Regions from separate parts of the Mus musculus genome. Here region 1 is linked to region 2. Evidence: chromatin loops called from intact Hi-C (ENCODE). Cell type or tissue: gastrocnemius. All regions are shown on one strand. Links, peaks and the distances in the headings refer to the core of each region. The heading gives the core; the rest is flanking DNA. Region 1 holds the start of Zbtb25 (zinc finger and BTB domain containing 25). Region 2 overlaps Ppp1r36 (protein phosphatase 1, regulatory subunit 36).

Region 1 (5,376 bases), core at 158-5,157, 66 kb after region 2:
TGCCCGTCCCCACCCAGGGCCGAGGGGGCACCCGTGGTTTTTTTTTGTTTTTTGGGTTTTTTTTTTTTTTTTTTTTTTGCACACGCCGGGGAAAGTTCCCAGGTCACGCCAAGACGTGTGGGGAGCCAGTGACGCTCGAACTTGTCCCCACACTTCCGCCTCCAGTCACGACTGGGGACCGTGGCAGAGGCGCGCCCGGAGCGCGGGGCCGACCCCCGCCTTGGCCACTCGGGCGGGCAGGCAGGCGCGCGCGCACGCACGCACGCACGCAGGCAGGCACGCACACTAGCCGGGGTGCCGCTCGCTTCCCGGCAGTCCGGTCACGTGGGCCGGGCGCGGGAAGCCGCGCGAGAGCAGCCCGCCGGGTGCGTGAGCGGGCGCAGCCGCGTGGTGTGCGCCGCGCGGGAGCCCGCCCCTCCCGCACAGAGAAGCCCGCCCGCCAGTCCGCCGCCGCGGCGGAGTCTGGGTAAGCAACGCGGCCCTGCCCCTGTGGGCTGCTCCGGGCTCAGTCCCTCCCGCCGCGAGCCGCCCGGGCGGCGGCTGCAGCTGCACCCGTCGCGGGACAGATGCAAGTAGCCGGGGAGAGGGGTGCTGTTTTTGGTCCGTTGGAGATGTCAGTCAGGGCCCAAGGAGGACATTAGCAACGGCGAGCGAGTGCTGGGCGCGCGGAGCCGCCCCTGGCCGTGGGCCGCCGGGGCCTAACGCGGGCGGGATGGCGCGCGCGATTGCCGCACAGCCTTAGAGCCCATTCCCGCTGCGGGCCGGGCTCCGAGCGGGCGCAGAAGCCTCAATCCGTCTGTGTCAGCCGGGTCCTGGGCGGCCGCGTCAGGCCTCCAGGCTCTAGCAAGTGGGCGGGTGTCCAGATCGGGCTGCGCAGCCCTCACTCTCCCCTCCCCCATCCAGTTTGTGAGTACCTAGCATCTAGGGCAAGTAGCCCCCTACCCTAATAATTAATTTTTCTCTTAGCCCAGTGGTTTTTCATTTTGAATTCTGGCCCCCATCTTATATCATCGTCTCCCTAGCACTCATTTGGAGGAATCAAGCCGTTATCAGTTGCTTAGGTAACGCACTGCGCTGTACCTGGAACCTGATAGCAGCTAGTGTTGTGTGTTTTATAAATTAACTCCCATCTCCCTCTAAGGGATTAAAGTTGGCCTTCTTCCTCGAGGGACTCCAGCAAGTCCTTCAAAAGCTGCAGAGCTGTCGATTGACAGAATTGAAGTACATCTTAGAATCAGAGTTTTTCAGCTGAAAAGGACCTTAAATATCGAGTCCATCCCTCATTTCACAGCTAACACCCGGCCTAAGAAGCAGAGTGTTGCCCGATCAAAGTTTCTGCACCTTTCATAATTAGCCTCAGGACTGCAGTGCCAGTTTATCCTGCTTTGGACAGTGTATACTCCAGAAGTGATTAAAATTACATCAGGTTTACAGGACTTCTCAAGTTGATAGCCCAGGCTAGTGTAGAAGTAGCAATGGATCTTAGGTCGGGCTCTCACTCGCAGGAACTAAGAGTGTATGCCCCCTGGTCTGGCCACGTGTCTCGGCCTTAGGTTTAGGCATCATTCTTGAAGCAACCTAGATATAGGTACATAGCCACTGCCTGACTTGGGGGTGGGATGAGTAGGTGTGAAATAGTCAAGATGGCTGGGATTCAGTTAGGGAGCAATGAGACATCCTGGGTGGTCAGCAAGAAGACCCCCACCTACCCCACCACACACTAGACTGTCATGCCCAGTACTATAATAAGCTGTAAGGAGTTTCCAGTCAGGTTTAGTTTTGTGTGCTAACCTTTGCCGGCAGTTTTAATAACTGAATTCCCTAAAAGGGTAGTATTGTCTTGTTATAAATATGTTTTAAGTCGGCAGAAGTGAGTGAGCCAGAGAGGTATACCTGACTGTGGTGACAAGAGTAGTTGGCAAAGGAATGTGAGTCTCAATCACTTATCTTCCAAGCCTAGTCAGTGCTCTTTCGCATTACATCTTGCTCCCCAGGAAGGGGGTGAGAGAATCGCCTGTGGCTGATTTATTGGCGCCTGTGGTTGCTCAGAGAGGCCAGGCAGGACTTTCAGCTGCCCTCTATGCCTTACAAAGTGGAGCTATGTACTTCCACCCGATCTCCTGAGGGGAATGCAAAGGAGCCAGGCTGTCTAGCTGAGGAGGAGGGGCCTGAGCGGCTTGGCAGTAAAATCTCCTAGCACGCTGGGAAGTGCAGCATAGTGCCTAACCTACCGCTGACCCAAAGTGATTTATTCCCTGCAAGCTGCTGGTGGTATCTGACCAATTTGTCCATTTTTGAAGTAAGAGCTAGGAAAGAGTTGGCGAACTGTCAGAGTTCCTATAGAAAAGCAGTGCAGGTGCTCTTATTTTGATGAATTGTAAAGTAGCCCTACACCACTTCCTGTGCCCCCTTTCTGCTTGTTTATCCCACAGAGCAAGTGCATCTGAGTCCTTAGAGAAAGCCAAAAAGAAAATAGTTGATAGTAGTTACCTCTACCAGCGATGGAATTGGATCCTTTGATCTCCACTTCATGCCAGTTAGATTCCTCAGCCACTGCTTCTTCCTTTAGTCTGTCGAGATGGCTCATCAGTTGAGAGCGCTTACTGTGCATATAGACAACCCAGGTTTGGCTTCCAGCGCCCATGTGGCTCTTAACTTGAAATAACTCCAGTTCCTGGAAACGGATTCCTTCTGGTTTCCACAGGCTCCTGCGTACATATGGTATGCCTGAATTCATGCAAGTACACATAGAATATGTTTTGCCAGGCATAGTAGTGCACACCTTTTAGATCCCAGTACTTGGGAGACAGAGTTCAAGGCCAGTTTGGTCTACATAGTAAGTTCCAGGACAGCCAGAGCTACATAGTGAGCCCTGTCTCACCACCCCACTCACTCACCCACCCCCAAAAGAAAGTGGAGGAAAAAGACAGTACTCAAAGCTAACATGAAATTTCATGATTAGTTCATTTTAATTGTACTTGGTTGTATTCTGGGGATCAAACCTGCCATCTTGAGAATGCCAGACAAAGCCTCTACTACTGGGCTATATTATATCCCCACCCGTTGTTAGGTTTCTGTTCTCATTTTATTGGGCCTTTTTTTCTTCTATTAAATTAACCTTAAGAAAAGTGTATATTATTAAGGTTTTGAGATTTTGTAATTAATTGCTTTTGTAGATACAGATCAAAACCAATGTTTAATTCTGAAACAGCAGGCTTTTTAGGCAGAGGGTATTATTTAGTCTGTGCTAGAAGTGTGTTCATGGAGCTGTTATTCTCTGGCAGAGAAGATGGTAGCTCACTCACACAGCAGCTCAGTCACTTGCCCGCTGCACTCTGGGTCTCCTCTAGTTTTGCCCTCTTTCACTTTCCCTGGCCTGTGAGGACCTCTTTTACTCTTGTTAGATGTAGTCTTTAGAATAAATCAAGAAGACTCTTGTCTCTTTCGTATTAAGTTTTTTATTTCTAAGTTTTATTGGCCTAGTGCTTTATCAGACAGACAGGCACACACACACAGAGGATGGAAAAGGCTGTCTGCCCACAGACCAGGGCTCCAGACTATCCTATTGAAGATTTCTAGAATGTAACTGCCCTTTCCTGTGTCATCCATCACGTCTTCTCTAACATTGTCTGTGAATGGGTTCCTGGCAGGTTTGATCTGTGCCTGTATTTTCAGATTTGGCAGTTCCTGTATCATTTTTAGACATTATGGAAATCAATTTAAAAGGGTCTAAGAATAAGTGGTTCTTTTTCCTAGATACTTTTCACCAGAAAGTTTGGAAATGGTGTGGCCCTTCCTGGCCTCTAACCACTCTACTAGTGCATTAGTTTAGCACATTTCTGTTTCTTTTCTTTGAGGGGTGTGTGTTTGTGTGTGTGGATCTGAGGTCAGAGGTTGACCTTGGGTGTCTTCCTTACTGAAGGTGGGGCTCACTGATTCATGTAACCTGGCTAAGCCAGTGAGCTCCAGGGATTTGCTTTGGGATGGGGGTGAGTACAGGGAGGGCCCTTCCCCCAAGTCTCCTGTTTGTTTTCTTTTTGAGATAGGGTTTTCTAAGTTCAGGCCTCAAACTTCTATGAGCTGGAATTACAGGTATGCAACAGTATGTCTAATTACTTAGATTCCTTAAACCACCTAAAATTGTAGTTTAAAGTCACATTTACAATAATCATTGATATTTATTTATCTACTATAATGAACACAATTCTTTGGGATACTTATGCGATAGTAAACATTCTTCCATACTTGTTGGGAATTATGGTATACGCTTATGATCCCTCTATTCAGGAGCTTGAGGCAAGAGAACATAGACTTCAGTTCAGCCTGGGCTACAAAGTAAATTCTAGGTCAGACTAGGTTATTGTGGGATCTCGTCTCACAAATAAAACCAGATCAACTGTCACACATCCACAATCATCAAAAAATACCATTTTACAAATACCAGCTACACTTGTGGGAAGCCTTTTATCAGGTAGCACTGGAGACCTTTTAACTTGTGTATTTCTAGCCATGAGTAAGTAGTTCATAAAAGCTTGACATTCCTCTGCCAGCTTTCCTATCTTTTACTGATAATTGATTATAAAGTCCGTTAAAGATGCTTACGGTGTGAGAGAATGAAGAGCTGAGTATTCTAGGCTGTTCTGCTGCTGATCTGAGAATGCAAGCCAACCAAAAAGAGTTTCTAAACAGTCCAAGATGTTGAATATCATGCTAACTAAATTATAAACTTGTTTCATCTTAGTTTGAACTAATCCAGAGCTAATTTACTGCGATCTAGAAAGTAAATAACGCTTTTATAATCTCATAGCTATCAATACTAAGCCTATTATAAATATTACTTGGGGGTGAGGGTGTGGTGCTTAGATGGGAAGGATATTATGATGATACAAATACCTTGTATACATGTATGAAATTCTCAGAATAAAATATTAAAAATACTAATTTGATAATAAAAATGTTTTTAAAGTTTTTAAACTCTTTGCTTTTCTAAATAATGAAGGGTGATTTTTTTTTTAATTCTTTTCTGCAACCTACTTTACATCTTTTTTTTTCCTACCAAAAATCTTTTCTGTTAATTTTTTTTGTTTGGTTTTTATTAGATAGGCTCAGGCCAACCAGCCTTGAACTCACTCTGTGTAGCCTTGGCTTACATTGAATTTTCAGCAATCCTCCTGCTTCAGTTTCACAAGTGCTAAGACTACAAGTATATACTACCATGTCTGTCTTCCAACCAGATTTTATTATTTTATGTATATGGGTGTTTTGCCCTCATGTATGTCTTGTTACCATGTGTGTCTTTGAAAATTGGATTGGCAGAAGGGTTAGCAGTGGTTGTTTCTGTTTTTATGGTTTTGGTGGCACAGTGGGTGACTAAAA
Region 2 (5,376 bases), core at 97-5,096:
CATAATTTTGTGGCCATCAGTCACATAGGCTCTCCAGACGCCACTCCCACAGTTACCTGGTAACAGCCAGGTATGCTCCTCCCCACAGTTACCTGGCAATAGCCAGGTAAGCCCAGCCCACTATAAAAGGGGCTGTTCCCCCTCCCACTTATTCCCTTGCTCTTACTGTTGCTCCCTTGCTTCCCCCCCCCCCCCAATTCCCTTCCTCCCTCTCTCCACGTGGCCATGGCCGGCCTCTACTCTACTTTTTTCCCTCTCTCTGTCTTTCTACAATAAACGCTTTAAAACCATGGACTGCCTCTTCTCACCAGGACCAGCCATACTAGAGCAATGGAGCACACACATCTAAACTCCAGTGCCAGCCAACCCAAGTCACCTGTGTGAGCAGCACAAGGCTCCTCCCCAGAGCATCCAGCCCGAGCACTCTCCTCCTGCCCTTTTCCCTTCTGCCTGGGTCAGAGCCCTCCTGCGGGCACACACTCTGATCTCAGCTCTTCCGCAGCAGACAGCGGAGTCTGGGATGTCCGAGAGCCTGAGAACCGCCTCCGTGCGGTCCAGGACCCCTTAGCCAATTCTGCCAGCTCCGAGGGGACCCCAGACTGCGCCTCCCCTTCCCCCCAGTGGAGTCCTGCGACTTCTCACCGCCCTGCAGCGGCGTGGGGTCCACGGTGCAGTCAAACTTCCAGCATCCGCCTCCATGAGTGGCCCTAGCCCTATGGAGGGCGGGACAAGGGACTCCATTTTTACCCCACACTCAAAATCTCCCGTTCTCTTTTAAAAAAGGATATATTTATTTTTACTTGGTTTGCATGGGTGTTTTGCCTACATGTGTTAGGTGCCTGGTGCCCACATAAGCAGAAAAGGGTCCAGGAGTCATGGAGAGTTGTGAGCCACCACGTGGGGACTGGACCTGACCCCTGGACCTCTAGAAGAGCAGCCAGTGCTCTTATCTGCAGAGCCACCTCTGTGACCCCTCAAAGTCATTTAATGACTATTATCCATTGGATTCAGCATCTCTAGTTCAAGGGGGAATGTCACTCGTATAGAGATCCTTAGACTCTATGCTCTGTATGCATCCTCAGCTACATTCACATTGGAGCCTAATTCCTAGAGAACTCTCAAGTAACAAGTTATCTGAGCTGGCTGCTGGGGTGTCTGGTGGCTTTCCCATTTCTGCCGATTCCTAAAGCGCAGTGGAGACTCTTTGCCACCTCAGCTTTCCCCAGGGCCCCCGATGCTGCTATTAAGTTGAGGGGTTCTGTGTCTGAACGCAGGCTGCTTCCAGTTCCGAGCTCAGCTCCAGTTGGTAGGGAACCATTCGCTGGTCAGTACTCTGTGGATTTTGGCATCAAGTGTATGAAAGCGCAGTCCAGCTCTGATTGAATCGCAAATGAACTTTGTAAAAGATGCTTGATCTTAGGCGACAGCAGGTCTGCAGCCTAATGTTAAGTGTTTGCAACACGGTAGAAGCAATACTGTTGACAATGCTGTCAAGTGTCACTGGAAAGCAAATGGAATGTGCTCTCAGTAGTGACGAAGTGCTGCCCCCTTTGAAGCTACACCAACTATATAAAGACATAGCAGGCTGGTGGTGGCAGACACCTTTGATCCTAGCTCTTGGGAGGCAGAGGGAGGTGGATCTCTGTGAGTTTAAGGCCAACCTCGGCTACAGATCGACTTCTAGGACAGCCAGGCTACACAAAAAAATCCTATATGAAGACATGTCTGAATGGAGAGGGATGAGTTTAAGGATGCCATGGGCCTTTGAAAGGCAGTGTTATCTCGGGTCATCCAAAGCTCGTGAGTCGCTGGAGTAAAATGAGCTTCTGCAATAAAGAAAGTGGGCTCCAGCTTGAAGTGTCCAGATGTTACTTAGTCCAAACACAGCTTCTACATTCAACCAGCAGCCTGCAGACCAAGTCCTAGTGCCTGCCTCCCAGACTTCTTCAAATACCCCTTACCCTTCTTTCTCAGAGGTGCCACTAGCTAATCCTTTTATGCTATAGAAACCAAACCAAACAGCCATCAAAGTGGGGCTTAAGCCAGGCGGTGGTGGCACACGCCTTTAATCCCAGCACTCCAGAGGCAGAGGCAGGCGGATTTCTGAGCTCGAGGCCAGCCTGTTCTACAAAGTGAGTTCCAGGACAGCCAGGGCTACACAGAGAAACCCTGTCTCGAAAAAAACCTAAAAAAAAAAAAAAAAAAAAGTGGGACAGCTAGGCAGTCGTGGCACATGTCTTTAATCCTGAGACTTGGGAGGCAGAGGCAGGCAGATTTCTGAGTTCGAGGCCAGCCTGGTCTAAAGGGTGAGTTCCAGGACAGCCAAGGCTACACAGAGAAACCCTGACTGGAAAAAACAAGCAAACAAACAAACAAACAAGCAAACAAATAAAACAAAATCACTCTGGACAGGATTCTCAACCTTTACTCAATTATAAAGGAAAACTATCCTGAGGTACTTGCTTAAAGTACAGATTCCCAGTGTGAATCTCTCTCCGAGATTCCAGAGAGAGTCCAGAAAAATTAAAACAATCATTCCTAGTGATTATGAAGCTGGGCACTGGGGATTCACCTAGAAATATACATCAGGAACCTGTGTGTTGGGCTGGTGCCTGCCGTCAAACCTGATGACATTAGTTCAATCCCTGGGACCTACATGGTGGAGAATAGAATTGTCCTCTAACCTTTGTATGTACACACACACACACACACACACACACACACACACACACACACACTTTTTTAATTAACAAAAACAACAACAACAAAAAAAGAACCTAGGGCTGGAGAGATGTATGTATCAGTAGTTAAGAGCAGTTGCTGTTCTTCCAGAGGACCTGAGTTCAGTTCCCAGCACCCATGTGACATCTGACCTGTAACTGGCCTCCTAGAGTGCCTGCACTCACGTGCACATACCGCCATGCAGACATACACACCTACACACTATTAAGATCAATAAATCGTTTATAAAACCCTGTTGAAAGTGGGAAGAAAAGGGGAAGCCATGAAGCCAAAGCACAAAGGAAAAACACAAAATCCCAGAATTCCAGGCAGAGCCCATCTGTTCCCACCCATGTGCCGAGCCTGAAAACCATCCCCTCTAGGATTTAGGACACGTGTCTTCAGTTCTGCCCATTGCTTCTAAAATTTATGTGTGGGAGTAGAGGAGACTGAGCATCATGTAGCCCAGGCTGGCCTTGAACCTACTGTGTAGCTGAGGACCACTATGAACACCTGTGAATCTGCTCTCTCTGCCTCCACCTCCCAAGTGCTGGGATTACAGACTGAACCACCATGATGGCTTTGTGTGTATTAAGCAAGCACTCTACCAACTAAGCTACATCCCCCACCCTTAAACATTCTTCAGACAGTTGATCCAGTGAGAGGTTCACCTGAACTGACAAACACAGTCCTTAGCACGCGAAGGGGTAGGGATGCAGTTTGTGCACAGGACCGTGCGTTCGACCCCTAGCTTCACCTAAAATGAAAACTGCGACACTGACAATCTTGTGGAAAGTGAAATATCACACACATTGCTGCCAAAATGAAGTTGGCATAATTCTATGAGAACAAAAAAACATTTGAAAGGGAATTTAAAGAGACATAGAAGTGATTGTACGTTTTGATCCCTCTTAGAAATTTATTCTTTAAAAAGCATTATCCAAAGTCAGACGGAGAAATTTTGTGAATGAAAACACACTGTTCTAAAAAACAAAACAAAACAAAAAGATATTCAGTTCTGAAAATCTGAGCTAGGCATGGTAGCACACACCCACAATCCCAGGACTTGACAGACTAGGCAGGAGGATCAGGAGTTCAAGATCAACCTCAGAGATATATTGATCATAAGGCCATACTGAACTAAATAAGACCATCTCAAAACCACCAAATTCAATACACAATAACAATTTTATAATAAATATATAACAAGTAACAAATTAATATATAAAATAAATAACAACTATTATTATTATTATTGAGACAGAGTGTCTCACTATGTAGCCCTGGTTGCCCTGGAACGTACTATGTAGATGAAGCTGGCCTCAAACTCATAAATATCCACCTGCCAATGTTTCCCAAGTCCTGGGATCAAAGGCAAGCACCAGCTGACCTACAGATATTATTTATCTATCAGAGAAACAGGTAATGTTCAAAATCCACAAACACAAGTGGCATGAGAGGAAAGCTCGCACGCAGCCAGTTATGACGTAAGGGCTTGGCAGTTACTGACTTTGCAGGACTGAAATCAATTCTTTTCCTCTGTGCAAACACCCTAACACAGTCTATATTTAACTCTGTTATAAAACGACTGATTTCCAGACACTTGAAAAATGAAAAGTTGTCATGATGTTCAGAACCCATAATCGAAGATTTGGGCTGCTTTGTTTTCCTATTTGGCTGTGTTCTGGTTAGTTTTCAGTGCATTTAAAAACTAGCTGGGAGACCTTTCTTCTCTATAACTTATAAGCTAATATGTAAAAGAAATGTCTTTGCTAGATCAGTAATGAGCCTCAGAGTTAAAAGAAATGGGAGAACAAAACCAGCCAAAGAGCTGGACAAACTCACTGAGCCCAGCTTGGGACTCTGAGGCTCCTCAAGTGTTGTAAGCCACAGTTGGCCTCAGCTGTGGATGCTGTCATAGAAACGCTTCGTGTTCTGGCTGCCCTGCTGGGAAATGCCACCCTGAAATAACACTCACTTTGCGAATCTCCTGGTGGCATCGCAGGGACAGCAGTGTCAGAAGTATTACAAAACTGCTATCCAGGGTCATCTATCAGTTCACAAACTGTTTCTCCAATGGCTTGGTCAGATACGGGGTTTTCTATTTTAAAAACATTCTGTAGCAACAAATCAATGGCCCTCCTCAGCATTCCTAACAGTGAAATCCCACAGAGGGGAGAACAGAACAGCCTGGGCACTTGGAAAGTTCCACAGCTTGTGAAAGGTCACCTAGCCTAGGAGGCAGTGTTGTGTTCTGGGCTCCAAGTTCCCAGAGTTTGTCTTTCAGCCACTGCTGCCTAACAGTGCAGTTAAGTTTTCTACGGACGTTCTCCCCCCAGCTAAATCTACTTAAAAAAAACAAAAACAAAAACAAAACCACTAACAATTTAGCTTTTTGTTACCAAACTCTTACAAACTTTTTAGCATGAATTTTGTAAGCATTTAAAAAAAAATGAGAGAGAGGGAGAGAGAGAAAGGGAGACGGAGCGAGAGAGCGCTGCACGGTTCCATGTTGAAGTCACTAGCTATATGTGCCTGCTGAGCACTCCTCTGAATTGAGGAGGCCATTAGAGATACTAGATTCAGGCTGGAGAGATGGCTCAGCAGTCAAGAGCACTGGTTGCTCTTCCAGGGGAGCCTGGTTCAATTCCCGGC

What was found. Hi-C counts contacts between places; a loop is a spot of excess contacts. Peaks named below come from ENCODE experiments on the same cell type or tissue, not always from the same donor. Only the 100,000 strongest peaks of a DNase experiment are listed, where the experiment ranks them.
Region 1: a loop joins it to region 2, with 5 times the contacts of the local background. A loop is called at or near these places in 1 of 42 quality-filtered maps.

What each region holds. Positions count from the first base shown.
Region 1 is chr12:76,364,530-76,369,905 of GRCm38, reverse strand. Zbtb25 (zinc finger and BTB domain containing 25) reads left to right here and starts at 346. Exons shown (of 3, transcript NM_028356.2): 1 at 346-466. In gastrocnemius, for the core only: no CTCF peak of the experiment used is centred there; DNase peaks (open chromatin) are centred at 333, 811, 2,157 and 2,677; H3K4me3 peaks cover 2,613 bases; H3K27ac peaks cover 3,231 bases.
Region 2 is chr12:76,430,466-76,435,841 of GRCm38, reverse strand. The region is part of intron 6 of Ppp1r36 (protein phosphatase 1, regulatory subunit 36); the gene reads right to left. Among named protein-coding and RNA genes, the nearest start is that of Gm10451, 11 kb to the left of the region's middle. In gastrocnemius, for the core only: no CTCF peak of the experiment used is centred there; no DNase peak of the experiment used is centred there; H3K4me3 peaks cover 842 bases; H3K27ac peaks cover 1,093 bases.